Regions from separate parts of the Homo sapiens genome. Here region 2 is linked to region 1. The links are chromatin loops, found by intact Hi-C in ENCODE. Cell type or tissue: OCI-LY7. All regions are shown on one strand. Region 1 overlaps SLC2A14 (solute carrier family 2 member 14). Region 2 has its middle 3.8 kb from the start of NECAP1.

The links. Peaks named below come from ENCODE experiments on the same cell type or tissue, not always from the same donor. Only the 100,000 strongest peaks of a DNase experiment are listed, where the experiment ranks them.
Region 2: it touches region 1 in a loop (8-fold over the local background); 18 of 110 quality-filtered maps call a loop at or near these places.

What each region holds. Positions count from the first base shown.
Region 1 is chr12:7,859,062-7,861,561 of GRCh38, forward strand. The region is part of intron 2 of SLC2A14 (solute carrier family 2 member 14); the gene reads right to left. It also overlaps the pseudogene RPS20P29. Among named protein-coding and RNA genes, the nearest start is that of SLC2A14, 13 kb to the right of the region's middle. RefSeq lists enhancers at 732-1,527, 1,528-2,322. In OCI-LY7, CTCF peaks have their summits at 1,027 (motif pointing right) and 1,228; a DNase peak (open chromatin) is centred at 1,050.
Region 2 is chr12:8,077,174-8,079,673 of GRCh38, forward strand. No RefSeq gene overlaps it. Among named protein-coding and RNA genes, the nearest start is that of NECAP1, 3.8 kb to the right of the region's middle. RefSeq lists an enhancer at 1-457. In OCI-LY7, CTCF peaks have their summits at 1,389 (motif pointing left) and 1,589; a DNase peak (open chromatin) is centred at 1,388.

The DNA of each region.
Region 1 (2,500 bases):
CCCCATTGAATAATCTTGGCACCCTTGTCAAAAATCAGTTGAACAGGCTGGGCGTGATGGCTGGTGCCTGTAATCCCAGCACTTTGAAAGGCTGAGGAGGGCGGATCACCTGAGGTCAGGAGTTGGAGATCAGCCTGACGAACACGGTGAAACCCTGTCTGTACTAAAAATACAAAAAGTTAGCTAGGCGTAGTGGCGCATGCCTGTAATCCCAGCTACTCAGGAGGCTGAGGCAGGAGAATCACTTGAACCCAGGAGGCAGTGGTTGCGATGAGCCAAGATGGTGCCACTGCACTCCAACCTGGGTGACAGAGCAAGACTCCGCTGTCTCAAAAAATAAAAAAAAAAAGGAAATAAATTTTGGAAAGGAAGTGATAGTCAATGTGAGGTGCAAAATATACAGGTTTTGCAAGGAGCCCATTTATTATACATGACCAGGGCTAGGGTATTAACCATGGGAATAAATGACTGAGGTGGACTGGAAAACAAGATGATTGGAAATGAGTGGACAAGAAACTGAGGGCCAGTTGTCTCCATACATCATGGAATAGCCAGGACTGATGACAGTAGGAATGGTGAAAACCAAGAGAATGAATCAGGCTTCTAAATTTTCAGAGAATGTGGGGGAAGTGACCCAGGAGTTCAGTAGATTATTACAATATCCTGATGGCATGCACTGAAAAGAAGCTGAGTTTTTAAGGGATTAGCAACAGTTTGAAGTAGGCAAAGAGCAGCATCATAAGAGTTACAAACGAAATGCTGAACCTACCCTGTAGTACTTTCAGAGAAGTGAGATCCTCTAACTTGAAAGATCAAGAAGGGGATCATGGGAAACGTGGCATTTATATGGACCTTGAAAGATGAAAAGAATTTTGAGAGAAATAGACTTGGAAAGATAATTCCAGGCAGAGAGATGCTATTACCAACCAAAGAGCTGACACTGCTCCACCCACGCCTGGTGCTTTTGCAAATCCGCCTCCAGAGCCCGTTGCTGTGGTGCTAGTAACATCCTTGGTATTACCAGAGCTGGTTAGCAGTTGGCCACCAGGTGGCAGTGTATATCTTTGCGCCATCCCTCCCAGTACTGGCCCTGGAGAAAAACTGGAAGTGAGAATTAGCACAGGTACAGCTGAGGTGAGATCAGTGGCTTGTGGATTGTGTATTTAGTTAGGCCTGAAGAAGCAAAGCCCTCAGAGAAGAGGATAAATTTGGGAACATTTAGGGAAAATATCAGGCAGAAGATAAAAGGAAAGGAAATTGCCTCAGGGCGAGAGTATAATGAGGTCTAAAAAGTAGTAGGGGGCTCTTGGAGGGACAGCCATGTCCTCCTGGCCATTCCTTTAGGAACTAGTTGGTCAGGATAGCCACGCTGCCCTAGGCTTTACAAAACTCCGGAAATACACTCTTGGAACCAGAGGTGATAATTCACTGAATGAGGATTACCCCAACCAGCCACAGCGGGAAATCCTTGGAGAAGGTGTGCGCTGATTGGATCAGAGGCACAAAGGAAAAGAATCCCAGCATGAAGGACCAGTTGGAATGCCAAGACTCCATAAATCACTGCAAGAAAAACGCCTTATGGTGAGGGTTCTGGGATTTGGGATCATTTCCAGATGAGAATCCACAGATGACTCACTGCCTCACACAGTCCTTCTGAGGTTGTTAAACAGATTGTTTCCATCAGTATTGAGTCAGGAATTGAGGCTGCTCCCCACTGCACTTACTTGTCAACTTTTTTTTTTTTTCCTGAGACAGAGTTTCACTCTTGTGGCCCAGGCTGAAGTGCAATGGCGCAATCTCAGCTCACTGCAACCTCTGCCTCCTGGGTTCAAGCGATTCTCCTGCCTCAGCCTCCCGAGTAGCTAGGATTAGAGGCATGCACCACCATGCCCAGCTAATTTTTTATTTTTAGTAGAGACGGGGTTTCTCCATGTTGGTCGGGCTGGTCTCAAACTCCAGACCACAAGTGATCCACCCACCTCGGTCTCTCAAAGTGCTGGGATTACAGGCGTGAGCCACCTCGCCCGGCATCAACTGTTTTCATAAATTAATTATCAGTTGTTTAAAGAAAGAAGCAGCCAAAAGGAAGAACCAAAGAGAGAGGGGAGATGTGAAGATCTGTAGTGCAAGGTGAGGAAAAGGCACCAGAGCAACATTGGAAGAGAGTTTGGAGCAATAGTCTTTTTTTTGGTGGGGGGGAGGCTTGTTTATTCCCCATAATAATTTTCAAAAACTATGTATTTCCCCTACACATTTTTAAGTTGACATCTAAGAAAATTTTTTTATGTTTAAGTAGCTTCCAGGGATTAATTTCTGCTGTCTATTATCTGGTATACATGCTTTCAGTACCACTGCTAGCTTTTCCATTGCTTTTGTGCAAATTAGGCAAAGGTGCCCTTTTGGGAAAAAGCAGGTTTTCTAGGAACGGTACTCTTGTGTAAAGAAAAAATGTGCCCCTTCCTCTGGATGAGGAGGAGAGCCTGGCCAGTGGATTGCAGGC
Region 2 (2,500 bases), 220 kb after region 1:
AATCAGCTATTTCCTTAGTAAGTCATCTGCACTCTAGTAACCATAGCAGGTAGTAGAAATTCTTTCTGCTGGGTTTTCGTTTGATGGTGTAGTAGGGGGATGATGGAGTTGGGGGAAAAAGCAGATATCTTTAGTTTTCGGGCCTGGTCCTTCTCCTAATTACACCCAGCACCTGCCAGATGCCTCACATCCTCATTAAGCAGCGGAGAGTCACAAAGGGTGAGTCATTGCTGTAAATCTCCCTGGGGCCAAGTTTTATTCATGTTCTGAAGCTATTATATAGCTTGGACATGTAGGAGGAAAGGATATTTCCCTTAAATCATCAGGAAACAGAATTCTAACTTAAAGTGTCCCAAGTGAGACGTATCCTTTGCTTTTCAGGCTGTAGAACCTGATGTCTTTTCTTCATGAATAGTATTAATACTAAAGTAGCTTTGATCCTAAGTTCTGTAGTTATAGGACTCTCAATCTTTTTTATTTTTTTCTCTCTCTAGGTTTCTAGATTATTGTCATTTAAACTACAAATATTGATTGAACACCTACCATGTGCCAGGCACTGTTCTAGGTGTTGGGGATACAGCAGTAAATAAATCAAAGTTAGAATTCATTACCCCTCAGATTTGAAGATTGTCAAATTTACAAGCAAAGCCAGTTTAACCTGACACAGCAGCTACAGCACAACACTGCAGAGCAAGGAGTAGGTATGGCTAGATTTAGGTCAATGGCTGACTTTAACTGCTATTTGATTAAAATATGAGATCATGGTAAGACCAACACAGCGTTTTCAACTTTAAAAAATGTTCGTTTTTTGAATTGTTGAAATTGATGGAGGCCTTACCTATCTCACAGTGGAAAGAGTGTTAGTTTGTAAATCATGAGATATGAAGTTCTGATCCTGACTGCATCACCAACTATGTCTTTGGATGAGATCTGAACTGAAAGGTTACTAAGGTCCACTCTAGCTAAAAAAAATCCTGTAAACTATGATTCGAATCTCATTACAATTTTTATTACCACTGCATGTGTAGCAACTTCAGGATTTAGGAAAATTATACTTTAACAAATACCATTGATAGCAGTACCCTGAGCAATGATAAGTCAGAATTTAATCTGTGATAAATACCTTTTTGTGTGTGCGTAAAGAAGAGCTGGGAAATATGTTACTGGTAGGGCTAAGTTAAGAAAACCATAAGTTATTTTCATGTTTAAATGACATCTAAAAGTGACCAAGATTTGAGATGGGTAAGGCCTCCATGAATTTCAACAATGCATTTAAAAAAACAAGCTTTTGTTAAACTTGGTTAAATCATATACTTACAAAGCCACATACAAGAACACTAGCTTGACTTAGCACAGTCTACTCAGCCCAGAACCTGTGAGCTGTGTAGCTACTACCCCCCGGTGGTGGGCAAAGATAAGTTCGAGACAAGACATTTTTAATTTTTTTATTTTAGTTTATTTTTTTTTGATACGGAGTCTCATTCAGTAGCCCAGGCTGGAGTGCAGTGGCATGATCTTGACTCACTGCAACCTCCGTCTCCTGGGTTCAAGCAATTCTCCTGCCTTAGCCTCCCAAGTAGCTGGCATTACAGGCATGCACCACTATGACCAGCTAGTTTTTGTATTTTCAGTAGAGACAGGGTTTCAACATGTTAGCCAGGCTGGTCTTGAACTCCTGACCTCAAGTGATCTGCCTGCCTCAGCCTCCCAAGGTGCTGAGGTTACAGGCGTGAGCCACTGTGCCGGCCCAAGACATTTTTAATTATTTTGATTGGGAAAGAACAAATCATCCCTGTTAAGGCAGGCTGAAATGATCATTCATTTAGCAAATAAACATACAGAGTTCTTACTATAGTCTGAAAACTGTGCTAGATACTGGGAAAACACAAACCTGTTTCTTTCCCTTGGAAAACAGAGATGCCAACAAGCAGTTGAATGCAATGTGCTAAGAACTAAAACAGCTGTACAAATGTTGTGGGAGCATAGAGGAGGCAGTTACCAGTTCTATTTAGAGAAGTTGAGGAAAACTTCTGAGATAAATTGATATTTAGATTAGATCTAAAGGCATCTTACCAAGGAATGAACGGGAAGTGCATTTCAGTCTGGACAAATATGTTCAGCATGAATAAAAATGGCATGTATGGAAAATTATGGCAATGTGATCAGTTAAGCTAGAGAAGACATCGTGGGTGAGAGTGAGGAAGACTGTATTTTTTTCTGTTTCTGTTGAGATGAAGCAAGAGAAGGGAAATTTAAATTTATATAAAGAAAAAACATGGTTAAGTAAGGGTTTTTTTTTTTTTTTTTTTTTAGGTGAAAGGACTTGAATATACTTACATGGTGAGGGAAAGGGGTGAATGGAAAATGAGTTTTAAGATACAGGAAAGAAAGGAGATAACTGATTAACCAGGTCCCTGAGGAGATTGGTCCCTGAGGAGAATCCAGGGCACACACAAGTGGATAGGAGAAAGAATAGATGAAGATGCAGATAGGAGTATGA